4 separate regions of the Homo sapiens genome follow, and regions 1, 2 and 3 are each linked to region 4. Evidence: read pairs that join two places in POLR2A ChIA-PET (ENCODE). Cell type or tissue: HepG2. All regions are shown on one strand. Links, peaks and the distances in the headings refer to the core of each region. The heading gives the core; the rest is flanking DNA.

Region 1 (7,694 bases), core at 937-5,936, 110 kb before region 4:
GGTTGACATCTTTGAATCCACAGCTCACAGGAACACAGCGCCTCAGTGCCCACAACCGAGTCACCAGTCCCAAGCCTCAGGAGCCCAAGGAACTTGTATTCATAGCTTCTCAGCAGCCCTGATCCCTACACCATTGTCCACCCAGGCATTAGTGGTGAGGATAACTAATTAGGAGCATTCGGATTTAACAAGCAGAAAAACAAAGCGTGACAGCTCGCCTGTGTTGTTCCATGGCAAGTGCCTGTGTCCGCTGCAGCCGGCACTGCCTTCAGAAACCACTGAACATAATCTGGGGCGAGACAGGAACGAGGCCTCCATTAAAACATCACTAAATCTCTGTTAACTATTTTAGCCACGGCTCTTCCAACCAATTAATGAGCTAGGAAAGAGGACTATAAGTTATTTGGGGAACAAATTATGCCTTTTAAGCAAGTGGGTTTTCAAAAAATGAATGCACAGGCTAAGATCTTGCTGGGGAGGAGGAAGGGATTGAGTGTTATCCTTTGAAGTTTTGATAGACAGGCAGCAGAGCAAATGGAAAAGTGCTGTTTCTCAAGAGAGCAGGTGTATCTTGAGTGGGTGCCGAACAGTTCATGCCTCATGCTCGGTCTCCCAGTGTGTTTCACATCGTACAGGGAGGGGAACGGGAAGAGTGACAACTGCTGCTAGGTGCCAGGACTGGAGCTGGGTCTTCTGACTTCTCACTTTCAGTCTTGATGTCCTTACTACCTGCTGAGCATAACTACTAGTTTTCTGGTGTTTTGGTGATGGGGCCAGTTAGCTGAGTGGGTTAAAGCAGGTGATTAGCAAGGTGCTGGTGCAGATTGTTCTTTATGCAAGCTGACTTTTCTGTTCTGCAGACCCAGGCACTACAGCCAAATCTAACCTGATCCACAGATGATTGAAGGATCGGGGGAGCTCGGCACGGGATGTGGCAGCAAATGTGCGGCACTAAGGACAAAGTCACTGCCTTTTGTGGAAGCCAGATCAGAAAGATGACTGTGTGTTGTGAGTGGTGGATAGAGAGCCCTGTTGCCCAGGTGAGAAGGAGCTCAGTTGAGATAAGGATTCCAGGAGCCAACTCGAGCCCCTCAGGTAGAGACAACAATACCGGTTGAGGCTGCAGCTGTGGAGTTGGATGGTGTTTAGTCAGTGCTGAAATCACTTTCCTGGGAGTCCCTTGGCATGCAGTCATCTGAGTGCTGTTGTTGTTGTTGGGTTTTTGTTGTTTCCTATTTTAAAAGAGTAATCATAATACTGACGAAGTGAGGGCCTGTTTTCAAAGAACATTTACTTAAAGATATAGAGTAAGGTTAGCATCGGTCTTGCCAGTGGTAGAAACCTATGCCACCAACAGCCATCATGAAAGGGCCCCAGGAGTCTTTCTGGTTCTTCATTTCTATTCAGTTTGATTCAACAAGTGTGTATTGATTGAATGCTTTCTGTGTGCCAATCATTGAGCTAGCCACAGAGGAGGCAAAGGTGATTAAGCCACAATTCCTTCCCTCACTGAGCTCACAGTCTGATGAGAGAGGCAGATAGGCATTGTTGAAGTCAGCGGAGTTGAACCTAGGGTACTTGGGGAATACATCTGACCAAGTGTGTGGCAGATTGTATTTTGCAAAAATAGCTGCAACAGTATCTTCCATCCCACATGTCTTTCTTACACTGTGACTTTGATGCTCCTCCTATTCAGTAGTGAGATCTGTGTTCCTTCTCCCCGAATTTGGGCAGGTCTGTGACTATGGAAGTGATGCCATGTGATTTCCAAAGCCAAGTCATAAAAGGTGATATAGCTCCAACCTGGTGCTGTCTGGAGATGCTCACTCATGGCAACCCAGTGGCCATGTTGTAAGGAAGTCCAGATTAGCCCTCATAGAACAACCACATGAACAGGCCTCATATGGTAGTTGTTCTAGCTGGCAGCGATCATCAGCCACCAGAGAGATGAGTGAAGACAGCCCCACATGATTCCAGCTGCTAGCCTTCAAGTCTTCTCACCTAGGCTAGAGATGAGGCTGCAGATATTATGGAGCAGAAACAAACCATCTCCACAGTGTCCTTCCTGGAGTCCTGACCGACCGACAAAATGTGTGAGCCCATAATAAAATGGTTGTTTTGCACCACTAGGTTTTTGTTCGTTGGTTTTTTTTCACCACTAAGTTTTGGGGTAATTTGTTTTGCAGTAATAGTAACCAGAACACCCAGTAACTTGGCCATCAGGGAAGGCTTCCTAGAGGCTATGACTGTAAGTTAAAATTTTGGCCCATAATCATGAGCCAGAGAGAGAGGACTAGGAAGAGAACTTTGAGGCCATGGTAACCTTAAACCACTCTAATGATCTGATCTACAGTGTTTCTTCCATGGGGGCAAGCTAAAGAAAATTTTCACTACCAACTGTGACATTTCTTAACACTGTCTGCATGCTTCAGGATTATTCTGATAAATTGTCTCAACAAAACATTCGTAGAATGAGTAAAACGGTATCGCTTCACTTCCCTCAGAAATGAAAGATTCTGGGATGTGCCTTGAGGTGCAAGAACGAGGAATTGAGTTTTAAATCTTTCCATCCCACCTGTGCACCTGAAATGTGAGCCCAACTCTGTCACCAAGCCCCTCGCTGGGTGTTTTCTCCCTATTCATTTATTCATTCAGCAAATATTTATTAAGCATGTACTATGTATCAGGAGCCATGTTACCCCTGAAATTGAAAGGGCACATTTTCTCAGAAACGGACTAGATTCTTACTGATTATGGTCAAACTCTTGCACTCTGTCTGTGTGCCAGGAACTTGTAGTCAAAGCTGCTCATGATTCTGTTCCACTTGGTGATGTCCAGTAGAATTTCATCCCTTGATGCCTTGGACTAGCCATCCCACCACACCCACAGTTGGTCTTCAAGGGACTAGAAGGATAACCAGAAGGCACTATCTATTCAGATGTTTGAGGGCTGAGGAGGTTTCCAGCACTTCACCCAATTCAGAAATGTAACCAGGATGCATGGCAACCTCAGAAGACAGCATTGCCACATGTGTCTTAGCGGACATCATTGTCTCCATGTGATAGTGGCCTGCGATTCCCTCCATATTTGGAACTTGCAGCTTTTCAACAATATTACACCCATCTTTGTGAGGAAACATTAGAAGGCTGATGGAGGCAGCTTTTCATATTGTTGTTTGGCTTTTATTTGAACTTCCGGCTAAAGCCTAGTGAACCATCAACACATTTGCTCCTGGAATTTTATTTTATTTTATTTTATTTATTTATTTTTTTGAGACAGGTTCTTACTCTGCTGGCCAGGCTGGAGTGCAGGGGCATGATCATGGCTGGCTGCAGCTTTGACCTCCTGAGCCCGAGCAATCCTCCCATCTCAGCCTCCCAGGTAGCTGAAACCATAGGCACGCGCCACCACGCTACGGCTGATTTTTAAAATGTTTTATAGAGGTAGGAGTCTCCCTATGTTGCTCAGGCTGGCCTTGAATTCCTGGACTCAAGCAATCCTCCCACCTCAGCCCCCTGTGTAGCTGGGACTACAGGCTTGCACCACCATGCCCAGCTAATTTTTGTGGGGTTTTTTGGTAGAGATGTGTTTTCGCCATGTCGCCCGGGCTGATCTCGAACTCCTGGGGTCAAGTGATTTGCCCGCCTCAGCCTTCCAAAGTGCTGGGATTACAGGCGTGAGCCAGCACGCCTGGTCCATTTCACGTTTTAAAGGAGGGAATTCTGGCTCTAGAATAGAGCTATGTTGATTGGTATTCCTGCAGAGACCAGGCAAATGGCATCTGTCCCTGAAGCAGGCCCAAGGGGAGACAGGTTGTGCAGATGAACCAGAGAGAGCTTCCATATCTGAAAGGGGCAGCTGTTACTCAGTAGCCCCAGAGTTGTCTGCTCTTCCCGTTTTCCAAGAGAAGCCGGAAATCTGTATTTTTATGTGAAATTTCTCAATATTTAAACACTCTGCAGGCCAAACAAAACACAGCCACCAGTTTTGACCTCTGCTTTATAATAGAGAATGCCTGCTTTTGTTCCGTCAAACTAATGAATGCTGAATTACGAGAAGGAATTTGGAGGTTAGTGTTAGATTGTGCTCCTCAAAAGGCGGCAGACCCCATCCCAAACCCTTGAGATACTAATTGGCAGACTTGCACAGGCTGACAGCTGGACTCTGAAAGTGGACACACACAAGGAAACAGCCAAGCTATTCCAGGTCACTTTGCAAGGTCAGGGCAGCAATGCAAACATTAGGAAGGCTGAAGACAAAGGTCAGGTGGCAGCAAGGAAGCCCTACATTCCCTTAAGCTGTTGGTTGATAAATCATATTCTAAAGGTATCACCAGACTCCCTCACCCTGACATTGCTTTGTGAGGTAGAAAATTAAATAGAAATCAAAATTAAGATGGCTGTCAGGAGCTTTTAGGAGGCCAGCACGCCAGTGTGAGGTGAACATGGGATGGAGTTTCTGCCTGGAGCAAAGGTCTCCTAAGGGATGATGATATCCAACATTGGGCATTGCAGAGGTGCTGGCCGCTGCAGCGGTCACACACTGCAGCTTTGGAGGCTGCCTGTCTATGTTCAAATGCCGACTCACCCCAGAAATATTAGGTGACCTTGGGCAAGTCACTTCTCTTTGTGCCTTAAGCACTTCATCTCTGAAGTGAGAATAATAGTACCTGCCCCCGAAGGTTGTTGTGAGGCCTTAGAGTTAGTATGCATAAAGCACTTAGAACTTTGCCTGACACTTAAGGGCTTAGGAGATAGGCACTTTACTAGGGGTAGAGTATTGCTATTAGTGTTGCTGTGAGGTGTGGACCTTGTATAAACGGCTCCTGGGAGTTTTCTTCAGCGTCATCAAGACACTGCATCTGTGGACACTAAACCACAACCATTGCCACAAAAGCAATGCTTGCTATGTCTCAGTTTTCCCCCTCATGTTCCGTAGGGGAATCTAGGCCATAGAAACCTGCTATAGCTGCAGCTATATAGTCACCATATGGAGCAGCACCTTGGTAGGGAATGCAGAATAGCTTCATTTCCTTTTGCCTCCAGGATGATCCTAGACCAGACCTCCCCAGTGGCTCCATAGGGGAATTGCACCTGGAGAGCCCCCACCCTCTTGAGCCAAGGAACTCTCCCTAGGCCTGCGCTTGAGTGAGTGGTACTACCTACCCTCTGAATCTTGCCACTTGTTTCTTGCAAGAATGCATGACCTTTTGGTGGGCTATGCACAGACGTCTTTTCAATTTTAACAAAAAGCAGTCTTTCTGTAAATTTTGTAGAATCCTGGAGTACACATTTTTGTGCTTAAAGAAAACCATGGAGTCCACACTCTTTCTACAGCTGCGGAGAGAAGCTTACCAGACTGAAATGTTGGCAGAAACAAAGAGACGCCATGTTCCTTCCCACCTGCAATTATAGTTTTACTAGCTTGTAAAGCACACATAGAATTTGCAGTACATTCTTCCCTTGCAGTAGGGGAGAGGCCCTGCTGTGAATGTAATTGGCTTTCTAGCTTCCTTTAACATTGAGGTGGAAGGGAACTGGACCGAAGGGCCTTTACTCTTAGAATTAACTGATGTTGAATTGTGTTTAAATTCCATGCATCTCCCTGAATGCATTTGTTCCATTAAGTCTTAGTCAGAAGTGGAGGCACAGCTTACCTCTGAAAATATTCCAATCCCTATCATTTCTCATCACTTTGTAAAAGCTGAGTTTCTTTCTTTTTAAAAAATGGATTTTTAACTTAACCCGGGTAGGGATTATTTTCCATCCTGTTAACCTCTGTTAAAGATGTATGGCATCTTTAGATGACAATTTCATACAGTACAGCCCATTTAGGTCACTTTTTATTCTGGCTATGGCCTTGCAACTATATCAGTTCCCAGGAAGAGGACCACAGGCATGTATTTGGATGGAAACTGTATTACTTTACTTCTCGAATCCCAGTTTCTTCATTCGTGAAGTGAGAGGATTGGATTAAACAATCTTTACAGCCCCTTCCAGCTCTAGGGCCCTCATTCTGTGATTTTATAGAGCTCGAGAAGTGATGAAATTGTGGAAGTCTTTCTGCGTGTATCTGCTTTCTGGGGGCTCCCAGCCAGTTTGCACGAAGTATCCAGGCTTCTGGGTGCAGCAAGGAACCTGGAATGAGAGCCAGGTCGCTGAGTGTAGGCTCAGCACCTTCAGTTCTAACTGACAAATGGCTGGATTTCCATTTGCCAAAGGTCAACTATTTCAACTTTTTGTCAGGAAATAACAGCTTTAAGCATTTTGACAAATATGATCTGAAGGACAGCTTATTAAAACAAGTTAAATATACTGATTTTATATTTTCCTTAAAGACAAATTGTTGTCTTAATACCTTACAATTCAGTGGCAGTTAAAATAATGCCCAGTAAACAAAAGTTGGCCAGTAAGAACATGCAGAAGGTAATATGCCACCTAGCGGGTTTCCTCCTAAAACGGGCAGCACCAGTCAGGTTATCTGGTGAACTGTGAGTTGGCATTTGTGTTTGGGCTAACAACAGAGAGCCCATTGCAGCTGAGGTTTCCAAGAGGTGGAACTATTTAAGAACTTGGGCTATAAGGGACATTAAGGGAATGGGGCACCATAAGGGAAGCTTTAGAGCTGAACAACAAAGGAAATCAGGGGAAGGAGACTGTGAAAGGATTCTTGGCTAGAGCACAGGTCAAGGGCACAGAGAGAAAGTAGGCTAGGCAATCACGGGTAATAAAACTACGGATTTGAGTTTGGGTAATAAAACTACGGATTTGAGTTTCACCTTTTTCTCTTTTCTCTGCCTCCTGCCTGCTGGGGACAGGGACTGATCATCTGGCAGACAGGCAGATATGCTGACAGGGCCAGGATCCTCAGCCTGTTTGCTCCATCCCTGACTTGGTATGGTGCAGTCTCACTGAAGGCAAGGGGCCTGCCTGGTTCACTCTCATTTTACAGCACTTAGCCAAGAGGAGAGAGGGAGGGATGGCCAGAAAACTCACGACCCAGGATGACAGCAACAGTTTATCCTTTAGCAAGTCACAAAATACCTCTGCTGCTTAAAATCTTTCTTTGTAAAATGAGAAGGTTGTACTAAATAATTAGATTAATAATAGCTCCCTTTTAGTATATGCTCAAAAAATGTTACTCACTTTTATTATTGAGTGCTTACTTTAGGCCAGACCCTGTCCTAAATCTACGTGGATTATCTCATTTAATCCACACAATAGCCCTATATAATGACCTATAATAATAGGTACTATTATTATCCACATTTCACCAATGAGATTTACTGGCACAAAGTCGTCCAGCTAAAGTGGAGGAGCTGGGATTCAAACCCAAGCTGTCCTGTTCTAGTACACATCCTGTTTTGTTATGTTTTTTCAATTTTGTGTGAAATGTTTCAAACGTATTAAAAGAAAGAAGAATGAATACTGCCAGCTGCATGATTGCTTCTGCAGTGGAAGGACTCCCTTCTTTAGAGAAATGGGCACACACTCTGAACCACTAAATTGGACTGTTTTCTCCCAGCACTCACATTCTCTATTTCTAGAGGCAAATTGCTATCAAATCCACCTGGCAGCAAAACAAACCCCACCCCCCCACCCCAACCACCACCATTTCTGAAACTCTACCATGTCTTTCCACTGGTTGGAAGGCAGGAATAATAGGGCAAAGGTGGGGAAAGAAAAGGGCAAATG
Region 2 (7,694 bases), core at 1,874-6,873, 56 kb before region 4:
CGGGTCAGGTTCAGCAAGGGGTACCTGTGAAGCTGAGGATGTGCCTAAATTAGACTTCCATAGGCAAACCCCTGTTTGTTGCACCAAAGCAACCTCCCCTCCATTCAGAAGATAATGCTGACAGTTTTACCCTGAGATATTCTTTCTTCTCAAACACCTTTTTTTTTTTTTTTTTTTTTTTTGAGATGGAGTTTCACTCTTGTTGGCCAGGCTGGGGTGCAATGGCGCGACCTCAGCTCACTGCAACCTCTGCCTCCTGGGTTCAAGCGATTCTCCTGTCTCAGCCTCCGGTGTATCTGGGATTACAGGCACCCACCACCATGCCCCACTAGTTTTTTTGTGTTTTTAGTAGAGACTGGGTTTCATCATGTTGGCCAGGCTGGTGTCAAACTCCTAACCTCAGGTGATCCTCCCCCGCCTCGGCCTCCCAGAGTGCTGGGATTACAGGCGTGAGCCACTGCACCCAGCCTCAAACACAAATTAAATACATACCTCTCTTTAACCTAAATAGAAAAACCGTAAAGCCCAGATTGCAAGATTTTTAAATACAATAAGAATATCCTGAATTATAAAACTGCTTTGCTAAAGCCTAATCCAGGATTTATCCTCCTAGAGGACTACAAGGAAAGCACAGCCTTGGGAGAGATAAACATTTTGACAAAACAATGATAAAATTCCACATCCTAAAAAAACAGAAATGACGAAACATGCCCTCCTTGATTGAGAATAAGAAGGAAGGGCTCTAACCTTTTTTTTTTTTTTTTTTTTTGAGACGGAGTCTCTCTCTCCGTCACCAGGCTGGAGTGCAGTGGCGCGATGTCGGCTCACTGCAACCTCCGCTTCCCAGGTTCAAACAATTATCCTGCCTCAGCCTCCCTAGTAGCTGGGATTACAGGTGCGTGCCACGACGCCCAGCTAATTTTTGTATTTTTAGTAGAGATGGGGTTTCATCGTGTTGGTCAGGCTGGTCTCAATCTTGTGACCTCGTGGTCCACCCGCCTTGGCCTCCCAAAGTGCTGGGATTACAGGCGTGAGCCACTGTGCCTGGCCAGGAAGGGCTCTAACTTTTAAGAATTACAAATCAGAAGATTAGGCTGACACTGCTCTATGATTTAAGGGAAAACAATGAATATAAAAGCAAAAAAGTCACATAAATCCACAAAATGACCCAGGACTTAGATTTTTTTTTAATCCTTAAATTGCCTCCTATGCAGCTTTCTTTCTGACATTTTTACACATCCCTAATCTTCTCTCGTTATTAAGATCCCTTTCCTAATGCTGCTAAGGAGACAATCCTGCTTTCTACATTTCTGCAGAGATGCTATTTCTGAACCTTGAAATGCTTCGAGATTACAAGTACATAAACACTTCATCTTAAAAACCCTCAGCATGCATTTTTAACATGGGACTTAGAAAATAAACCAACTGTGATAAATCAGTTCCATCATTTCTGTCCTGTCCATTTGGCTTTCGTGAGTTTTTCATGTGACATGTAAGTCATCCTCCTAGGTTTTTCACTATGAAGAACATTGTACTTAAAGACTTTGTGACCTTTATGCCACTTGGCACTGTATTTAAATGTGAGTATTCTATGAGAAGATTCTACTGAAAACTGGTGTTGGTATCCTCCATCTGGTAGGCATTTGCTATGGTTTGAATATGGTGTGTCCCCAGAAAATCTTGCTGAAGCTTGGTCCCCAGCGTAGAGGTGTAGGGAGGTGGTGCCTTTAAGAGGTGATGAGGTCGTTAAAATGGATTAATCTCCTTCTGACAGGAATGGATGAGTTCTGGAGGGATTGGGTTAGTTTGGTGATAGGGGGTTGCTAGAAAGCGAGTTGCCTCCTGTGTTTGGTCCTTTTCCACATGCTTGCTTCCCCTTCCACTTCCCTGCCATTTGTGACGCAGCTCGAGGCATCACCAAAAGCTGAGCAGATGCCAGTGCCATGTTTCCTAGACCTCCCAGCCTCCAGAATCAGGAGCCAAATAAACTTTTAAAAAAATGTTTCCCTGTCTCAGGTATTCTGTTTTACCAACACGAAATGGACTAAGCGTTACATAAATACTTACTGTTTGGTTTAAGCTTGCCTAAGTATATATGCATTCATAAGAACACTGACAACATTTTTTAAATAAACTAATTAGTTAAGGGAATATAAAACACCTCCAAAGATAGAGGAGCATAACACAAGTCTGAGGTAACACTAAAGCTTTCTATATAAGGTTGAAGCAATTGACATACCATTTAAGGTGTTTCACTGATGACAGCATAAGCCTGCCCTGGTCAGCAACATTCACTAACACCAGGGAAGGCATCAGAGGAGGTGTTCTTCCTTTGTTAGTAGGGCATCGGCAGCTCTGTGGTTACTCTTCTAAAAAGGGTTGTTTTTTAAAGCACTGGAATTCAGAGGTGTAGGCTGGACATTGCTTGCCAGTTTTTCTTTGTGCACAAGTAGTTGACCACTCCATCCCCTCTTCTAAGAAATAATGGTGGCACACAGGGCATTGAACTTATTAACACCAAAATCTTACCTGCTTACCACTTGAGTTAGCATACTCTGCTACTACATCTAGTCTGTACACTTTTTTTTTTTGAGACAGTCTCGCTCTGTGGCCCAGGCTGGAGTGCAGTGGCAGGATCTCGGCTCACTGCAACCTCCACCTCCCGGGTTCAAGCGATTCTCCAGCTTTAGCCCCCTGAGTAGCTGGGATTACAAGTGTGCACCACCATGCCCGGCTAGTTTTTGTATTTTTAGTACAGATGGGGTTTCGCCATGTTGGCCAGGCTGGTCTCGAACTCCTGGCCTCCAGTGATCCGCCCGCCTCGGCCTCCAAAAGTGCCAAGATTACAGGCATGAGCCACCACGCCCAGCCAGTCTGCACACATTTAAAGAATATTTTCTACATCAGTCTTGAGAACAAACATCAGCCTCATGGAAAAGTGCATAGCAGATGAGCTTCTAACAGGGTTTATCCGCTTTTTCATTTTTAAAATCTATTTTGTCAGGTAATCTTACCAAAAAAGGCAGCCTCCCATGAAACTTAGTCCAAGCCCCATTGCTTTCATCCATCTGGCCGGACTTCAGAAATGTCCAGCTTGTCCTGAAGAACATGGAGACTCCTCCCAACACGCTCAACGTTTTGAATTGGTCTTTGTCATTTTGCGTTTCACTGCAATCCATACCACCCTGCTCCTGAGGACCTAAACTTGTTGGGGCATGGACTTTGTTCTTTGCCTTGGCACTTTCTTCCCTTCTTTAAGCCTCATGTACACATGAAGCTTCAAATGCCTAATTGTACTCAAACCATATAAAGGCTTGTTTAAAAAGAAGGAACCTGCTTTATTATAAAATGTGGAACTACTTCTTCCCATAGATGGTGCTGAGATGCCTAATTGTTCTCAGCACAGCTTGAACAATCAGTCCATCAAGAGCTGTGTTTTCTGTTGCCCTGTTGCCCTTAGATTTGCCCCTGGGCACAGTGCATGGAGAAGGCTCCATGGAGGCTGAATGTGGAGATGATTTTGCCTAAAGTTGTCACTTACTTACCTGCCAAAAAAACCATCAAGCCCCAGATGTGTCAGTAACCTTACAAAGACTCTTTCATTTTTCTGAGGAACCAGCTGTAGTTTGTCACTTTTTGAAAGAGACTTTCATGTTAAGTGTTTAGGCAAAATTTTTTGGTGGGGAAGGGGTGGGGATGGAGGCAGGTGGAACAAAACTCCAGAGGAGAAGGGGAGAGAAGCACTGCCCAGAAGCTGGGCTTTCCCCGTGGCTTCCTATTTGCTCGGCCTTTGTTTTTGTGAGTCCTTGCACAAACAGACTAAATACCTGGATTATGCCCTCATCTGGACTCAAATACACATACATTACATACCCTTTTCTCCCTAATCAGCCTGACACATTCCTTTGTTGGTAAATGGTTCCAAAACAAACACTGTCAGGGCACCTAATTAGCAGGTTTGTGGGCTGCGCTTGGCAGTCTTGTTACATCCTGTTCAACAATAGAGAACAACAGCCTTGGCTAGGCCGGTCTTCAGGGAGGGAGTAGCTTCCCCCAATGTATATGCCATTTTTTAATGATATTTCCTTTCTGTGGCTTTTCTTGGGAAGCAGCCACTCAGTGAGTATTGCAGTGAGGTGTGGGATCCTAGAAGCAGCTAAAGGAAACTTCTGCTCCTCTGTAGAGTACCTTTTCAGAGGAGCTGTTTGTTTCTAATCGTTCTTTTCTTTCTCTGGTGTTGAAGAGGAACATTTTGAGGAACTTTCTCAGTGGTTCTCTAATACCAATGGTGGAGGACCAGACTCTCGCTTGTGTTTTAGAATTATAAACTAATAGAGATAGAAGGGACTGTGGGGACCCTTTAGACATTTTGGGGGTGGGAAACTTGAAGCCCAGACAGCTCACATGTCGTGTGCATGGCAGAGGCAGGGTGATGACTCCCCAGATGGAATTTGACCCTTCTTCAGCTCTGACTGCCCACTCTTAAATGTGTTTATTGTGTCAATGACAGTTTTCTTTAATGAAAACTCTTCAGCACAATGCTAGTTTTTCTGGATTTTAAACTTTAGTCAAAGAGTAACTTGGTAAATAACATTTCACCTTGGCCTGGTGGCTTCTGTATTCACATGTCAAAATGTTTCAGAATGTCTGCTAACATAACTGAGACTTCTGTGAAAACCTCAGGGCTGACCTGACCCTTTATGCCATTAAGCCACTTGATAAATATGGTGCATTTATAAACACAGTCCTAGCTGCTGAAGCCACCATTGTGTTTTGAGGCCATTTGGTCACTTGAATAGATGGCTGTCACCTAGACACATTTCTTACCAAGCTTCTAGTTAGGTATCTGGTTAATATTGTATTGATCATCTTAGCTTTAAGCATTTCAGACAGCTTAATTTTTTGCTGTTTAAAGAGGAATTGTTCATCGTTTAACTCATTTTAACTTTCTAACTATAAAACTAATTGATATTTATTATAGAAAATTTGAAAAGTACAGAAAATTAAAGAAAATATTCTCCATTATTTCTCCATTTTTCTACACATATGTATTTTTAAATAGTTAGAATCATATTGAATATATAATTTTATATCCAGCATTTTTTATCACATTGTATCAGAACCAGAAAAATAGTCACATTTAATCTATAAACTTATATTAATGGGTACTTTTAAAGAAAAAAAAAATTTTTTTTTTTTTGAGACAGGATCTGGCTCTGTCATCCAGGCTGGAGTGCAGTGGCACCATCTTGGCTTTCTGCAACCTCTGCCTCCCAGGCTCAAACGATCCTCTCACCTCAGCCTGCCGAGTAGCTGGGACTACAGGTGCTCTCCACCACGCCCAGATAATTTTTGTATTTTTTTTTGTAGAGATGGGGTTTCACCATGTTGCCCAGGCTGGAGGAAAAAAATTTTAATTGGCTCTAAAATCATTAAGATCCATCGAATAAACACAGGCAGGCCAGTCCATAAAAAGATCACTGGGCCAGGCGCAGTGGTTCACGCCTGTAATCCCAGCACTTTGGGAGGCCAAGCCTGGTGGATCATGAGGTCAGGAGTTCAAGACCAGCCTGGCCAATATGGTGAAACCCCATCTCTACTAAAAATACAAAAATTAGCCGGGTGTGGTGGCGGGCGCCTGTAATCCCAGCTACTTGAGAGGCTGAGGCAGAGAACTGCTTAAACCCAGGAGGCGGAAGTTGCAGTGAGCTGAGATTGCACCACTGCACTCCAGCCTGGGCGACAGAGCAAGACCCCATCTCAAAAACAAAAAACAAAAAGATCACTGGACTAGGAACAAAGAAGTCTCGATGTCGTTCCTAGCTACTAATTTGTGTGACCTTTGACAAGCCACCACTCTGCTGGACCTTCATACCAGGCATATGGCACTGTTTTAAGCTTTTATTGACAAAAGGAGTAAGATCTTTGCTTCTGCTCCATTGCTCAGCATTTTGTATTTGTGTTTGATAGTTTGTCATGATGTTTTCCGTAAAGTTGGCTGATTTTTATTCTGTTTACCCAAAGGGATTTAGATACAAATCCAAATTGCAGTTCAGTCCACCGTTTTGAAATAATGTAAGCTCCATGAGGGAATAGACTTTTTATATTTTGCTCACTGCTCCATCTAAGACAACACTTAGTAACTGCTCCATAAATAATTCATGAATGAATAGAGAGTTTGCTTTATTCTGTAATTTCAACTATAATCTGTAGTTATTAACATATTTTCTTTTAAATGGCTTTTAAAGTGATTTCAGGAAATTCATTATTTAAGTAGGCATTACCGAGATATGTGACTTTATTGAGTGATGGCTTACATCCTTATCATATGTTGGAGATGGATGTGTTTTACTGGGTCAGTGGAGACTTTAATGTCAGGAGAGAGATGATGTAAAAAATGTGAGCTTTGCTAAGCTACTCAGGTAATTTCATTTTCAAAACATCTTTTAGGTCGGTTTTTAGCATGTGCTTTTTCTTCCCCATGGGACTGTAAATAAGTAACCTGAACACACAATAGGGAAGAGAAGGAGTATTTACCTTTCCAAACAAAATGTGTTGACTTTTCAGACTGAGCAGTATGTTCTGAAATGAACTGTTTTATGCTTTAGAATTACAAAGGGTACAATAGTATCTTGGTTTTGTCAATACATGTTTGTTATTTTTAAGACTTCTTTCATACAACTAATTATAGGAGTACAGATAGTAATACCTCATTAAATTTGTCTTTTAAAAAATCTTTTTTAAGTATCTAATGTATATTATCACACTTTTACTAAGCCCCTGCAGAATTCTGAATATTTAAACCACTTAACAATGCTACCTCAGGAAACATCTTCACAACTATCTACAGCTACCATTAATAATTATCATTTCAGCTCCTGATGCTTTCAGAGCACTTAAAATAGAGAGAAAGGTGCAGCCCATGTTAACCCTCTGTACAAAATTATACTAGAGCATCGAACCTTTGTAGAGCTAGGGGGAGCTTAGCAATAGTCTGCCCATGTCTCCCACCTCCTTGAAGGCCGGAATCCCCCTCCAAACCACACCTGGAGCTACTGGAAGATCCAGGCTGCTGAATCCCAGAGCAGTACCCTTTCTGCCCTACCCTGTTGTCACAGCAGTAGCCCTGAAATCTGGGGAACCCACAAACCAACCTGGGGGGCAAAGGACTCTGCCACCTACCTTTAACTAGTCTCACTTGTGGTGGTTGATGTGTAGTTGGGATCATCACCACCACATTTAATGGGAAGAATTTTGTAGCCTTTTGATGAGAAAACAAGGGAAGGTAGCATTAAAAAGTAATTCATATGAAAAATAGGCCGGGCGCAGTGGCTCACGCCTGTAATCCCAGCACTTTGGGAGGCCTAGGCGGGTGGATCACGAGGTCAGGAGATCGAGACCATCCTGGCTAACACGGTGAAACCCCGTCTCCACTAAAAAAAAAAAAAAAAAATTCTCCGGGCGTGGTGGTGGGCGCCTGTAGTCCCAGCTACTCCGGAGGCTGAGGCAGGAGAATGGCGTGAGCCCGGGAGGCGGAGCTTGCAGTGAGCCGAGATCGCGCCACTGCACTCCAGCCTGGGCAACAGAGCGAGACTCCGTCTCAAAAAAAAAAAAAAAAAGAAAAATAAATGTATGAATTGTTATTTTATAAAACCAATAGCATAATAGAGTACACAAATAATGAACCTGATTCA
Region 3 (7,694 bases), core at 1,376-6,375, 140 kb before region 4:
CCTCTCCACTGCCAGCCTCTCTCTGGGCTCATCTTTTTACTTTTTTTACTCCAAGGTCCCCATTTGGTTAAGCCAAGCAAAATGAAAATAACATTCACCGTTACTGAAGGCTTTCACCCATGGATCGAGTGCCCAGGACGGTGAAGGCTTCTCTTACCAATATGTTAATTTGAGATAATAATCATGGAAATATCTATATTGGTCACTTATGTAGTATTTTATACTTTTCCCAATTTCAATTCCTGTTTCTCATCAGCAAAAAATAAGCATGTTTAAAATAGTTCATAACTAAAAAGCATTTTCAATGGGAAATAAGTAAATGGTTATTCAAATTTTATTTTATTTTATATATTTATTATTTTTTTATTTTTATTTTTAAAGAATAGAGACAGAGACTCATTCTGTTGCCCAGGCTGGTCTTAAAAATCCTGGACTCAAGCGATCCTCCTGCCTCAGCCTCCCAAAGTGTTGGGATTACAGGTGTGAGCCACTGTGTGGGCCTCAAATCTTATTTTCTGTACAGAAACAAATACCCAAACTTGGTCAATGATGCAGGCAGTAGAGCTATAATTAAAATGCACAGGCCCAGGATTCTGCCTTTTCATCTTACCGTGGGTGCAGGCTGCTTTCCCGTAACTTAGTTAGCTCATAGTTCATAGAACACCAAGTCCAAAGCAGGCTCAGATCCTTAAAGTTGAAAGTAAAATGTGCCTGCTCTCATAAAATTCCTTTTTTACAGACAGATTTTATAGGCATTTAAAGTCTCACCCTTGGCATATACAAACTAGCTTATACTTGAAATAATTGTTGATGGCGTTCATAAGTCTCTAAAAATACCTTTTAATTTTTTTGTTTTAATAGAAATGACCAGCAGCATGCATTAGTCATGTTAAATGTTTTTGGAGGTAAGCCTACCTGCCTAAGAACTTTTGGAAAGTATTGAAGTGATGGAGTTTTGAGATCCAATTAGATCCAAAGAAACTGACATAACCCCGGGCATCTAAAAAAGAACTAAATGTAGATAGTAAAGGATATATAATATCTAGACAAGCTCTCATAAAATAATAATGAAAAGACAGCTGCCATAAAGCAAAATACTTCTCAGTGGTAGTCATTCTATTACCTAGTTGTTTTTCAGAAAGCACAGAAAGTGGTCAGGATTTATTCTTATAAAGTCTAGGCAGATCTTAATTTTAAAAGATCAGGGCTTTCCTTGGAAGGCAATAGAATTATATGTCTCAAACTAATTTACCAACTAAACCAGATACAAGATTTTTAATGTTCAAAGTATGTTCTATTATTTTCAGTACCTTTTGGCTTTGCTCAGAGCTTATTTTTCTTGTGCCTGTATTTCTAGACAATATTAAAATCTCTACATAGGAATCATGTTAGATACCTTTATGGTATAATGTTTTGCTCTGCTTAAAATATGCCAAATCAGGGCACACATTTAGAAGTTAAATAGAAGGTCCTCTCCTCATATGGATGACTAAGAATCTCTACTCAATTCCAGCAGTCTGGTGGTTTACCACCATGTACTGTGCCTTATGGCCAGACCACCAGGAAAGAAATGGGAGTTCTAGAAACAAGGCACTCCCAAAGCTATGAGAATGAAGACAGCATTTTTCCCCTTCATTTTCCCTTTTCCCTATATTTTTCTTTCCTGGACTTGTTCATAACCATTATATAATGCAATGCCTGGCACAAGGTAGGTGTTCAGTAAGTACTGAATGGATAGATGGAAGGAGGGATGGATGTATATTAAGTGTCACTTCAGACCACTGAGTAATAGCTAGTAGCTCAGTTTTGGGGAGGGAATCATCTTCAGAGTCTTCTTTTTCTTACCTTCCTATTTTTCACTTAGCGCAATGTCTGACCCATCCAAAACACTCAAAAATAGTTGTTGAGTGAATAAGAAAATGAGTGAAAGAGCAGTCAAATCAGTCCAAAAAATTTAGATGGTTCTGTTTCTGAGATAACTCTCAAATCTTTCCTCTCCTTTTTACTTCTAATACACTACCCTGGTTGAGAATCTCAAGGCTATTGCCGTGTCCTTCTAACTAGCCTAACATTTCTTCCCTCTTCAATCCAACCTTTGCATTAGATAAATTATTTAAAATAGAAGTATAGAATTCAAGATCTGCCCAAGTCTAACCCAGTATATTGTTCTACTCTCAAATACCCTGCCCTTCCGGCAAAAATTATTACTTTGCTCTCAAGGCATTCCCTTGTGGGAATTAAATGAGTTCACACAACTGAAGTGCTTAAAACAGTGCTTGGACATACTAAGCATACAGTAAATACTATTATTGTTATTAATATCACTTTCTTATCCTAGACTGTTCTTATATCTGGCTTTAAAAATATTTGATAAAATATTCCACTTAAAAGCCACCACCTGTTATTTTCTCTACTAGAATTAATCCTCTTTTCCTGCTGCTATGTCAAGAAAGGAGTGAGCAAGGGAGAGTGGATGGAAAGCTAGCTGGGCCCAGGCCTGTAGTTTCTGCTTATACAGTGCTTGCTTCTCCATGTGACTGTTTCATAAAATGGGTGGAGCAGTCTGCCTACAAGCCAACAATGAGACATTGATTCCTACAGAAACTGAGGAAGCACTGCTTTATTTTAAATTTTGTTATTTTAGATTTCCTATACTTACATGTTGTTAAAATATTGTTTAGGGTTACCATTTCTCTCAAACCTGAGGCAGAGAAAAGTGTGCTAGTAACAAATAGTACTTTTACGGCTTTTGAGGGAAGGGGTAAGTTGAGGGGGGATGTTATTGAATTTTTTTTAAATCTTTTTTATTAAAAAATTTAATTAAAATGTAATTATTAAAAAATTGTTTTTCTAGCCACTAAACAACCAGGGATGATTTATTCTGAAATACGACTATTTAGTGAAATAATCTCCAAGAGTTTTGCCAGGGTGTCCATACTTCCTGCAGCCAGGCCACACTTTCTTTTCTTTTTGAGACGGAGTTTTGCTCTGTCACCCAGGCTGGAGTGCAGTGGCACGATCTTGGCTCACTGCAACCTCTGCCTCCCAGGTTCCAGCAATTCTCCTGCCTCAGCCTCCTGGGTAGCTGGGATTACAGGCATGTGCCACCACGCCTGGCTAATTTTTGTATTTTTAGTAGAGACGGGGTTTCACCATGTTGGCCAGGCTGGTCTCGAACTCCTGACCTCAGGTGATCCGCCTGCCTCAGCCTCCCAAAGTGCTGGGATTATAGGTGTGAGCCACCACACCCAGCCAGCCACACTTCTTTTTTTTTTTTTTTTTTTTTGAGACAGAGTCTCACTCTATCGCCCAGGCTGGAGTGCAGTGGCATGATCTCGGCTCACTGCAGCCTCTGCCTCCTGGGTTCAAGCGATTCTCCTGCCTCAGCCTCCTGAGTGGCTGGGATTACAGGCCTATGCCACCACACCTGGCTAATTTTTGTATTTTTAGTAGAGACGGGCTTTCACCATGTTGCCCAGGCTGAATCTGACTTCTTAAAAACAAAGTTAGTCACCAATACCTTTATATGTAATGAGTTTATCCAAAATCAATATTTAAGGCTCCCTTTGTTTTACCTGAGGATACGACATCTAAAGTGGGGGAGTTTAAACAGTGAGGTGAACTTGCTGGACTTAACTAATCTCATATATCCCTGATAGAAACTGAAAGAGGGAGGAGTTGATGGGGAACAAAAAAAAGCAAGAGAATCCAGTTCTTATCTAGTCGTAAAAGGCATTCTCTTCCTGCCTGGTTTTTACCTCAATATGAGAGTGGCCATTAATCTCCAGCAAGTAGGCGCAACATGCCGAAGACCTGTCAGCACCATATAAACAGAATAAAGCAAACTGTTAATATTGCTGTCGTGAGAAAACTGAAAACAGACTGATTAATTGTATTAGCGCTCGACCGCCAGGGAGCCAGCTTTGGCCGTCGCCTTATTAGGGAAGTCATAGTTTGCTTTTAGGCCTTTCATTATGATGGCTGTCCGGTATTCATCCTCACTGTTTTTGTTATTGTTGTTAAATGAACGCCTTGTTCTTGAACCCACACTGCACATCTTGACTGGCAGGGGTGATTAGTTTAGAAAAAGTCAGTGTCCTCCCCGAAGCTTAAAATGTTTACAGTGCTGACAATTCACTGTTTCTGAGGACTCCCAGATGGCGGTCCTGCTGAATTAGTTCAAGGTCTAGTTAACTTTTCATGAGAAGAATTATTTACAGTGTCCACACATGAAGGTGCATGAAGAACTCTGTGGAAAATCTGGGCATACATGGCAATGTCAGGACACATCCGGATCAGCAGCTGTTAGGGAAATTTCTGGGAGGGACGTTAAGAACTGCTAGGAAGAGCCTCAGCTCTTGCTGAACACAGGAACAGCAGGATGTGTCACACACAGGCACGGTAGAATGTGTCACCTCAAGGCCAGATTTGGCCAGCAGACATGTTTTGTTTGGCCTCACAGGGATGGCCCCACAAAGTTTTGAAATTGTGAAATAGTTGCCAACTTTAAAAAAATCAGGAGTTTTCATGCACACACAAAGTGAAGCTTTCTGGTTTCTCTTGGGAAATGAGTTCTGATTACACAGAACTTCCCTCATTCTGTGTAGCAGAGATCAGCTTTAGACACTTGACTTGCCACTTTGCCATAACTTCTTCTGCTCTAGTTTGTCTCCCCAAACCCAGTGCCACTTGGCATATAACACATTGCTGCCCTGTTTTTCTCATCTCCAGCCCATTTAATTCGTTTATGGTGGTTCCCTGGGCCTAGGCATTCGAGGTTTTAACCCCAAGGCCATGTAATTAAATATTAAGAACAGAGTTTGTCGATGTCTCAGATACTAGATCCGTAACTCGGTCAGGAAGTTCATCTCAAAGGATGCCGAATGTCTAGATGTGGTTCTCTCAAAAGACAGACATGAAGAGTCCTGTAGAACTAGAGGAAATAACACCAGGTCGACTTCAAAGTTCCTCAGAAGATGTGTTGGGGTGTCCTAAGGCTTGGGCTAGGCCATTACAATGCGCCCCTCAGGCAGTTGCGGTACAGTGATTTGAGGGAGGGACCATTACCTGGAGCAGCAGCCTCACCACAAAGCTGAAGATTAGAGCTGGGTTACCAAGCCCAGGTGGGGCAAACTGAGAAAAAAGAAAAAAGTGAGGACACAAATGGAGGTGGTTTATTATAAACTCTGCGTTAAGTTGGACGGCCTGAGCTCAGAGCTCATTTCTGTCTCTGTTAGCTTTCAGAGCCAGTTTTCTCACCTGGAGACAATACCACCTCATAAGGAAAGTGCGAGGATTCAGGGATTTAATGCCCAGAACAGAGCAAGCTCTCAGGAAATATTAGCTGCTATAACTTTTATTTTAAGCAGATCATAATTCAGGAGGAGCCAGGAGGTGAACAGGGGAGAAGAGGCAAAAGGAAGATGAGCCTGGAGGCATCCAAGAGCCTGGGATTCAGGGAATTGCCACACCTTTCTGTGCAGAGCACACAGGATCAGTAGAAGTTATGAGATGCGGACTCTGGCCCATCAGTAGCGATCTACCCGGATCCCTCAGGGACCATGCCCCTTAATCCTCCCTCCCTGCTTCTAGCATATTTAATTAATGTCATACTCTCTAATTTTTTTACCTGCCCTCTCACTAAAAAAAAAAAACAAAAAACAAAAAAACAACCCTGTTCATACTACCACCTAAGATCCCATCTTAAGCACTCAGAACTGTCTCCATTTCCCTTTTGCCCACTCACTTCTGACGTGGCCCCTTGCAGGCTGGCTGTGGATTGCACTCTCCTCTGACACCTTGACTTCCTGAGGCCCTTGTTTCTTTGGCCTCCTGGGCATTGTTGGTCACCATTTCTCCTAGACCTCCTTCTCCCTGTCCTTCTCTGCACTCTGTCCTGTCCGAGTCTCCCCCTTCTCCTTGCCCTCAATGCCTCCACATCCTCCAGCTCCCTAATGCTAGGAATACCCAACACCTCGGCTGCCCTTCTGCATAATCCTCCAGCCTTCACAGGAGCCAATGGGGCAACTTTATGTGAGCTAGCAGAAGGTGCCCCTTTCTCAGGGCACTTGGTTTTGTTGTTGTTGTTGTTTTGTTTGTTTGTTTTGGTTTGGTTTTGAGACAGAGTCTCTCTCTGTCACCCAGGTTGGAGTGCAGTGGCGCGATCTCAGCTCACTGCAACCTCCACCTCCCAGGTTCAAGCAATTCTCCTGCCTCAGCCTCCTGAATAGCTGGGAATTACAGGCATGTGCCACCACACCTGGCTAATTTTTGTATTTTTAGTAGAGACAGGTTTCACCATGTTGGCCAGGCTGGTCTTGAACTCCTGACCTCAAGTGATCCACCTGCCTCGGCGTCCCCAAGTGCTGGGATTACAGGCATGAGCTGCCACACCTGGCCTTATCAGGGCACTTTGTTGTCATCTGCAGGGAGAGAGTCATGGTCCCTCTGTAAATCGACACTGACTATAAGGTGACAACGTTTGGCCCAGCACTCTTCCTTGAGGAGATCACTCACTAGTTTGTTATGTCCAGCTGCGTACTGGACATCCCCACTTCAAATTGAAATTATTTTTTCCCTGAAAAATATATCCATGTGGGCCAGGCGCAGCAGCTCACACTTGTAATCCCAGCACTTTGGGAGGCCGAGGTGGGCAGATCACCTGAGGCCAGGAGTTCAAGACCAGCCTCGCCAACATGGTGAAACCTGTCTCTACTAAAAATACAAAAATTAGCAGGGCATGGTGGCATGCACCTGTAGTCCTAGCTACTCGGAAGGCTGAGGCAGAATCGCTCGAACCTGGGAGGCGGAGGTTGCAATGAGCTCAGATTGCGCCACTGCACTCCAGCCTGGGAGGCAGAGCAAGACTCCGCCTCAGAAAAAAAAAAAAAAAAAAATATATATATATATATATATATATATGTGTGTGTGTGTGTGTGTGTGTGTGCGTGCGTGTGTATGTATGTATATGTATGTATATATATCCATGTGGTCAGGTATGTTTCAGTTAATCATGACATTATTCCCTTATTTTCCCCTAGTTTGAACCTTGACATAGTCCAAAAGTTTTGCTTTAAGGTTCTCTAAGAGCCAAATTCTTCCCTTATTTTTCATTCCCATTGCCATCCCCCTTGTCTCTACTCTCATCACCTTATTTCAATAATTTTCTTTTCTTTTATGAGCGTGTGTGTGTGTGAGACAGAGTTTCGCTCTTGTCACCCAGGCTGGAGTGCAATGGTGCCATCTCGGCTCACCGCAACCTCCACCTCCCTGGTTCAAGCGATCCTCCTGCCTCAGCCTCCCGAGTAGCTGGGGTTACAGGCATGTGCCACCATGCCCAGCTAATTTTGTGTTTTTTGTAGAGACAGGGTTTCTCCATGTTTGTCAGGCTGGTCTTGAACTCCCGACCTCAGGTGATCCTCCTGCCTCCGCCTCCCAAAGTACTGGGATTACAGGCATGAGCCACCGCACCTAGCTATTTTAATAATTTTCTTTTTTTTCATTTTAATACTTTTCTAGCTGGGGATCCTACCTCCCCATGGCACCCCTCCTCAGTCCCTCTAACATATGTACTACTGTAAAATGGTCTTATTAGACAGTGAGTAGTTCGGCTACCTACAGGATAACGCAACACCCTTGGATGGGTTTTCAAGGTTCTCTGTCATCTGACCCTGACCTACATGCACAACTTTAAC
Region 4 (7,694 bases), core at 1,267-6,266:
CTGAGGCAAGAGAATTGCTTGAACTCAGGAAGCGGAGGTTGCAGTGAGCCACGATTGTGCCACTGCACTCCAGCCTAGGCAACAGAGCAAGACTCTGTCTCAAAAAAAAGAAAAAGAAATGGAAAAATAGGCAATGGGGATTAGACAGTGTCACCTTAGATGTCAAGAAGGAAGAGGGAGGCCAGGCATGGTGGCTCATGCCTGTAATCCCAGCACTTCGGGAGGGCGAGGCAGATGGATCACCTCAGGTCAGGAGTTCAAGACCACCCTGACCAACATGGAGAAACCCCATCTGTACTAAAAATACAAAATTAGCCGGGCACGGTGGCACATGCCTGTAGACCCAGCTACTTGGGAGGCTGAGGCAGGAGAATCACTTGAACCTGGGAGGTGGATATTGCAGTGAGCCTAGATCGAGCCAGTGCACTCCAGCCTGGGTGACAGAGCAAGACTCCGTCTAAAAAAAAAAAAGAAAGAAAGAAAGAAGAGGGGGCTGAGGAGATGGGAGCCTGGGATGAGGTGGGATGGAAGGGTGTGGCTCTTCAAAAGAAAAACAATTCAGAAAAAAACAGTATCTTCAAAATGTTCTTTTACCCATTAGTGGCATCCACAAAATCTTTCTGAGGGCTCTAACATGGAAAAATAGTTAATATTAAAACAGAAGAACAGGAAATTGTTGAGATTCAGAAACGGCTGTTTTCAATTTTGTAGCTTCTTCCTCTCCCATTGCCAGTTACAGTGTGAGGTACAGGGTGAGCCCATTACACAGAATTACATTCATATATGCCCAGAAAAGGTCTCTGGAAGGTTATTGCATGAAAGAATGAATAGCAGTTAACTCAGAGATGTGAAATTTGAATATGGGGAAATAAGAATAATTTTTGCTGGCCGGGTGCGGTGGCTCACGCCTGTAATCCCAGCACTTTGGGAGGCCAAGGTGGGCGGATCACTTGAGGTCTGGAGTTAGAAACCAGCATGACCAACACGGAGAAACCCCATTTCTACTAAAAATAGAAAATTAGCCGGGCGTGGTGGCGCATGCCTGTAATCCCAGCTACTCCAGAGGCTGAGGCAGGAGAATTGCTGGAACTCAGGAGGCGGAGTTTGTGGTGAGCTGAGATTGTGCCATTGCACTCCAGCCTGGGCAACAAGAGTGAAACTCCGTCCCCGCCCCCCAAAAAGGAATAATTTTTGCTTACTTCTTTACTTCTATATAGTTTTGCAACAGTCATGTACTACCTTTTCCCCCATCTTTCAAATGTAGTTAGAACTTATGATATCCAAGTGCACAGATCTTGTGTACAATTTGGTCAGTTCTAACAAATGCTTACATCTGTGTAACCTACACACCTATCAAGATATGGAACATTTTTCGCTGGGCACAGTGGCTCACACCTGTAATCCCAGTGCTTTGAGAGGCTGAGGCAGACAGATCACCTGAGGTTAGGAGTTCAAAACCAGCCTGGCCAACATGGTGAAACCCCGTCTCTACTAAAAATACAAAAAATTAGCTGTTCATGGTGGTGGGAGCCTGTAATCCCAGCTACTCAGGAGGCTGAGGCAGGAGAATTGCTTGAACCCAGGAGGCAGAGGTTGCAGTAAGCCGAGATCCTGTCACTGCACTCCAGCTTGGGCGACAGAGAGAGACTCTGTCTCAAAAAAACAAAACAAAACAAAACCCAAAAAGCAGGATATGGAACATTTTTAAGATGAACCCAAAAAACTTTCCTCATGCCCCTTTCCAAGTAATCGTCTTCTCCTTCTGTCCTCTGTGCATCTTCCTATCCTTCCAGCCCCTGCAAGCAAACATGGACCTGATTTCTAGTTTTGCATGATCTAGAACATCGTGTAAGCAGAGTCATATGGCATGTACTCTTGTCTCTAGCTTCTTTCACTCAACATAATTTCTTAAGCTTCATTCATGCGGTCATATGGATCGGTAGTTTGTTCCTTTTTTTTTTTTTTTTTTTGAGACAGAGTCTTGTTTTGTCGCCCAGGCTGGAGTGCAGTGGCGCGATCTCGGCTCACTGGAAACTCCGCCTCCCAGGTTCAAGCGATCCTCCTGCCTCAGCCTCCCGAGTAGCTGGGATTATAGGTGTGGGCCACCACGTCCAGCTAATTTTTGTATTTTTAGTAGAGATGGCGTTTCACCATGTTGGTCAGGCTGGTCTCGAACCCCTGACCTCATGATCTGCCTGCCTCAGCCTCCCAAAGTGCTGGGATTACAGGCACGAGCCACTGCGCCCGGCTAGTTTGTTCTTTTTTATTGATGAGTAATAACCTGTTGCATGGATCTACCACAATTTGCGTATTCATCTGTCAGTTGACACCTGGACTGTTTTCAGTTTTTGATTATTACAAATAAAAATACAGAGAAAGGCCGGGTGCGGTGGCTCATGCCTGTAATCCCAGCACTTTGGGAGGGTGAGGCAGGCAGATCACCTGAGGTCAGGAGTTCAAGACCAGCCTGGCCAACACGGCAAAACCCTATCTCTACTAAAAATACAAAAATTTGCCGGGCATGGTGGCACACGCTTGTAATCCCAGCTACTCAGGAGGCTGAAACAGAAGAATTGCTTGAACCCAGGAGGCAGAGGTTGCCGTGAGCTGAGATCGCACCACTGCACACTCCAGCCTGAGCGACAGAGCAAGACTCTGTCTCTAAAAAACAAACACAGCAAAAAAAAAAAAAAAAAAAAAAACAAAAAAAAAAAACATGTCTAAGTCTTTTTGAAGATAGGTGTTTTTCCTCTCTTGGGTGAATGTCTAGGAGCAGAATGGCTGGATTAAAGCTGACTGTTTTCCACATTCTTCCTGTCACTCAGTACCTCAAGATTCACTGCCTGGACAAAATGGAGGCAAAGAGAGTTTGGGGGAAAATATAAGCTGGAATGGGAGGCGGCAGCATTTTAGAGTAGGAGATACCAGGAACTTGGATTTGTAAGACCTCAGCCAGCTCTCGCTTCTCCTGGGACTGACTTTGTCTTTGGTGAGTCAATCATTCAGGACCCCAGTCCCCTCATGTGTAAAGAGAGCAGTCATGCTAAAGAGCTCCAAGTAGGAGCACACATTTTCAAAGGTAGATGCCCCAGGAATGAAGCTGGGCCATTAGCCAACTCCTTGCCCCGTCTTGGAGGTGAGAAGACGTGGTCAGGCTCCCCACCACTGAGTCCAAGTGAGGAAAATGGCATGTTCAGCATGGCTTTCTGGAGGTGGCTAGGGAAGAACAAACCAGTGACTCATCTAGATCCAGGAAGTTCTGTCTTTGTTCAGCCTCCAGCTCACAGTTGAGCTGTGGCGGGGTGGGGGGGGGTGGGGGGAGGGGGGGAAGGGGGAGGAGATTCCGGTCTTCTGCACCTCCTTCTATGTAATCTGGAAAGTAAGCTTGGATTCTAGTCCCGGCCCACTACTAACCAAGGGAGCTTGGACAAGCCACCTAACATCCAGGCACTTCAGGGAGCTTCCATTCAGCAACATGTATAAAGCAGTCCCATAATAAAATAAGGAAATGTGTTATTAGAAGTGACAATGAGAAATGCTGAGGACTAAGGTTTGGGGATGTAGAGATAAGCAATTCATGAAACTCTGCAAACAGCAACTTCCCATCTCTCCCGGTTTTCTCTCTCAATATCTTTATTTCCAGTTCCCCAGTCAAATGCAACAGCTCCCCCAGCCACCCCCACCGCGCCCAACCCCTCTTGCCCCCCCGCCCCCCACCCCCCACACCAGTGAATGCCTGCTAGGCTCCAGGTGTTTATCTGGACTGGAATGCCCCCATCCCTGGAGGGTCAAATACTTCTTGCCAGGTAATAGAGCTCCAGGAGGACAGGGTTGGACGCTAAGAGAGGCAGGCCTGGGCTGGAATGCTGACTCCACTTGCTAGTGGGCAGATGTGGAACTGGGAGTTACCTCATCTCATTTTCCCCAGGTACAAAGTGGAGCCAGTGCTACCTTCCTTGGAGGAGTCTTTTGAGGACTAAATTAAAAGCTATAGTTTAGCATCATGCTAGTACATCATAGGTGCTGAAATAAACATTTGCACTGAATAAAAGTAAAGAACGATCCATGGATGTTTTTGGGGAGCTGTGAAAATAATTTGTTTAGGGAAGTGTTAGATATGGATCAGAGATCATGAGCTCCATGAATTTAAGGGACCCTGTCCTTCAGGTTTATCTGGCACAGTGCGTGGCATATCACTGGCACTTGATAGTACTTGTCCAATGAATTATTCCATAAGGAAGACCTTGGATAGCAAATTGTTCAATTTGCAAATCCAGTGATTGTTTTGTCCTTTTATTTAACAGTGATTACATGCTAATCTCCAGGGCAGGCTCTGAGAAAGGCACAGAAGCCAGACCCTGCCTTCTTAGGGGTGCTGCATAAAAGCCAGGTTTCATGATGTTAGGGATGAGGATTTGGCTGGGGAGTGGAAAAACTGGAGCACAAGGGACACTGATGGGTGGGAGGCTAGCCGGGAGGCTCTAGCTGTGGCTGGACAGGACCAGGCAAGGCTGGGAATGTGGCCAGAGGCACTGGTTTGAGAGATAGTACCAGGGGAGAGTTCTCAACTGGTGGAGGAAGGGAGACCTCAAGACAAGTTCAGGTTTTTGTAGACAGATTTTCTAGCCATGTGCTTGGCCACTGGAGAGTAGAACCTTCCTTGCCATGGTGGTGACAAGTTGTTGTGTCTTGGGGAGAAAGCCTCCCCTATTCCAGAAGGGCAGTGGGCTGGTGTGAAAGACCTCCACAGATGGGACTCCCAACCTTCTGGGAGTCCATCTGATTCTGCAGAGCAGGGGGTTTCCTGATGTTCCTGGGATATGGTAGAAACTTCAACTGCCCCTCTCCCTGCTCCACTCTGTCCTGCTCACAACAGGGTAGACTGATATTCACACTGATAGAGAGCACTTTTCCAGGGAAACCCCAAATGCCATAGCCTGAGGCCCAAGGCCTAGAGGCTTTCTGAAGAGGGTAGGAACTGGGCTGAGCTCAGAGGAGCTTGTTGAAATATTAAACAAGCATCTTTCACTACATGACCTCCGGGGTTTCAATTTGTGTCTCCTTAATATGCCATTAACTGTTCCATGTATTCCATTGTATTTACTTATTTCTTTCCTCATCCCCTACACCTCTGTTGGGAGGTTTTCAGCCATCTATTCACTTAACAATTATTCATGGAGTGCCAACATGCTGGAGATACAAAGGAAAACAAGAGGCCGGAGCGGTGGCTCATGCCTGTAATCCCAACACTTTGGGAGGCTGAGACAGAAGGATCACTTGAGGTCAGGAGTTCGAGACCAGCCTGGCCAACATGGCGAAACCCCGTCTCTATTAAAAATACAAAAGTTAGTCGGGCATGTTGGTGCGTGCCTGTAATCCCAGCTGTTGGGAGGCTGGCAGGAGAATTGCTTGAACCTGGGAGGCAGAGGTTACAGTGAGCCAAGATCTGCCACTGCACTCCAGCCTGGGCAACAGAGCAAGACGCCGTCTCAAAAAAAAAGGAAAACAAGGTAGAATTTCAGCCCTCCAGATTGGCAATTGCTAGTAAATAGTTAAATGTCATTATAGATTTGACCCAGCATTCAATTTACAAAAAATTTATTTTAAAGATATACTCCCATAGGTTCCAAAGTTTTGGTTTTTTGTGTTTTTTTTTTGAGATGGGGTCTCGCCCTGTTGCCCAGGCTGGAGTACAGTGGTGAGATCTCGGCTCACTGCAACCTCTGCCCCCCAACCCCAGGGGTCAGGCAATCTTCCCACCTCAGCCTCCTGAGTAGCTGGGACCACAGGGGCACACCACCACACTTGGCTAATTTTTTTGTATTTTTGGTAGAGACAGAATTTCACCATGTTGCCCAGGCTGGTCTTGAACTCTTGAGCTCAAGTGATCCACCTTCCTCAGCCTCCCAAGTGCTGGGATTACAGGTGTAAGCCACTGCGCCCAGCCTAGTGCCAAAACTTACATGTAAAAGGACAATCCCTGCACTATTTTGAATAACAATCCAAAATTAGGAACAATGCAGATGTCCATCAGTAGGGAACTGACAAAATAGCATATGATAAATCTAAACAATGGAATGTTATAATTGGCCCAATAAATACAAATTGATCTTTGTAGAATGGTAGGGAAAGATCTCTAAGAAAGATTATTTAGTAAAAAGTTATTATACTACTTTTGTTTTTAAAAATATATGTAATTGGCCAGGCATGGTGGCTCACGCCTGTAATCCCAGCACTTTGGGAGGCCGAGGTGGGTGGATCACCCGAGGTCAGGAGTTCGAGACCAGCCTGGCCAACATAGAGAAACCCCGTCTCTACTAAAAATACAAAAATTAGCTGGGTGTGGTGGTGCACACCTGTTGTCCCAGCTACTCAGGAGGCTGAGGCAGGAGAATCTCTTGAACCCAAGGAAGCGGAGGTTGCAGTGAGCTGAGATTGCACCATTGCATTCCAGCCTGGCTGACAAGTGAAACTAGGTCTCAACAACAGCAACAACAACAACAACAAATGTGTGTGTGTGTGTGTGTGTGTGTGTGTGTGTGTGTGTGTGTAATTATATGCTTACAAAGACAATCTAGTTTCTTTTTTTTTTTGGAGACAGAGTTTCACTCTGTTGCCCAGGCTGGGGTGCAATGGTGCTATCTCGGCTCACGGCAACCTCTGCCTCCCAGGTTCAAGCGATTCTCCTGCCTCAGCCTCCCGAGTAGCTGGGATTACAGGCATGTGCCACCACTCCTGGCTAATTTTGTATTTTTAGTAGAGACAGGGTTTCTCCATGTTGGTCAGGCTGGCCTCGAACTCTCGACCTCACGTGATCCACCTGCCTTGGCCTCCCAAAGTGCTGGGATTACAGGCATGAGCCACTGTACCCGCTGACAATCTAGATTCTACAGCTCAGCTGTCCAACAGGTGCCTATTGAACATGTGAGATGTGGCTGGTCTGAATTGAAATGTGCCGTGTGTATAAAATACACAGCAGATTTTGAAGATTTAGTAAAATACAAGAATGTAAAATATTTTAGTAATTATTTGATTATGTTTTGATTTTGTGAGGAAATAATATTTTGGGTATATTGGGTTAAATTAAACATAACGTTGAACATTAAACATAACATTGAAATTGATCTCAGCCTGGTGCAGTGGCTCACACCTGTAATCCCAGCACTTTGGGAGGCTGAGGTGGTTGGATAACCTGATGTCAGGAGTTTGAGACCATCCTGGCCAACATGGTGAAACCCCGTCTCTACTAAAAATACAAAAAAATTAGCCGGGCATGGTGACATATGCCTGCAGTCCCAGCTACTCGGGAGGCTGAGGCAGGAGAATCACTTGAACCCCGGGAGGCAGAGGTTGCAGTGAACTGAGATCGTGCCATTGCACTCCATCCTGGTCAACAAGAGCAAAACTCCATCTCAAAAAAAAAAAGAAAGAAAGAAAGAAATTGATCTCATCTCACCTTTATTTAAACTACAAGGAAATGGAAAATTACATATGTGGTTCCCATCATGTTTCTGTTGGACCACATGGTTCTACGGCAGGGGTGGCACACTGTGGTTGCAGGGCCAAGTCAGGCTGAATCCTGTTTTTGTAAATAAAGTGTTACTGGAACACAGCCACACCTATTCGTTTAGGTGTTGTCTGGCTGCTCACAGAGACGCTCTCCTTTGACCAAACTTGAATCAGGCTCCCCTGAG

What was found. Peaks named below come from ENCODE experiments on the same cell type or tissue, not always from the same donor. Only the 100,000 strongest peaks of a DNase experiment are listed, where the experiment ranks them.
Region 1: POLR2A ChIA-PET joins it to region 4 with 12 read pairs; 3 of 35 experiments call an interaction of 5 or more read pairs at or near these places.
Region 2: POLR2A ChIA-PET joins it to region 4 with 26 read pairs; 10 of 35 experiments call an interaction of 5 or more read pairs at or near these places.
Region 3: POLR2A ChIA-PET joins it to region 4 with 13 read pairs; 6 of 35 experiments call an interaction of 5 or more read pairs at or near these places.

The regions. Positions count from the first base shown.
Region 1 is chr2:207,894,474-207,902,167 of GRCh38, reverse strand. All of the region lies in intron 6 of PLEKHM3 (pleckstrin homology domain containing M3), which reads left to right. Among named protein-coding and RNA genes, the nearest start is that of PLEKHM3, 130 kb to the left of the region's middle. In HepG2, for the core only: a CTCF peak has its summit at 5,066; DNase peaks (open chromatin) are centred at 4,047, 4,497 and 5,057; H3K4me3 peaks cover 460 bases.
Region 2 is chr2:207,844,229-207,851,922 of GRCh38, reverse strand. All of the region lies in intron 7 of PLEKHM3 (pleckstrin homology domain containing M3), which reads left to right. Among named protein-coding and RNA genes, the nearest start is that of FZD5, 78 kb to the right of the region's middle. RefSeq lists enhancers at 2,251-2,750, 6,424-6,568 and a cis regulatory region at 6,490-6,503. In HepG2, for the core only: a CTCF peak has its summit at 3,791; DNase peaks (open chromatin) are centred at 3,902, 4,592, 5,872, 6,512 and 2 weaker places; H3K4me3 peaks cover 1,940 bases.
Region 3 is chr2:207,923,108-207,930,801 of GRCh38, reverse strand. The region is part of intron 5 of PLEKHM3 (pleckstrin homology domain containing M3); the gene reads left to right. Among named protein-coding and RNA genes, the nearest start is that of PLEKHM3, 99 kb to the left of the region's middle. In HepG2, for the core only: no CTCF peak of the experiment used is centred there; DNase peaks (open chromatin) are centred at 2,531 and 4,361; H3K4me3 peaks cover 323 bases.
Region 4 is chr2:207,787,915-207,795,608 of GRCh38, reverse strand. No RefSeq gene overlaps it. Among named protein-coding and RNA genes, the nearest start is that of FZD5, 22 kb to the right of the region's middle. In HepG2, for the core only: no CTCF peak of the experiment used is centred there; DNase peaks (open chromatin) are centred at 3,238 and 3,868.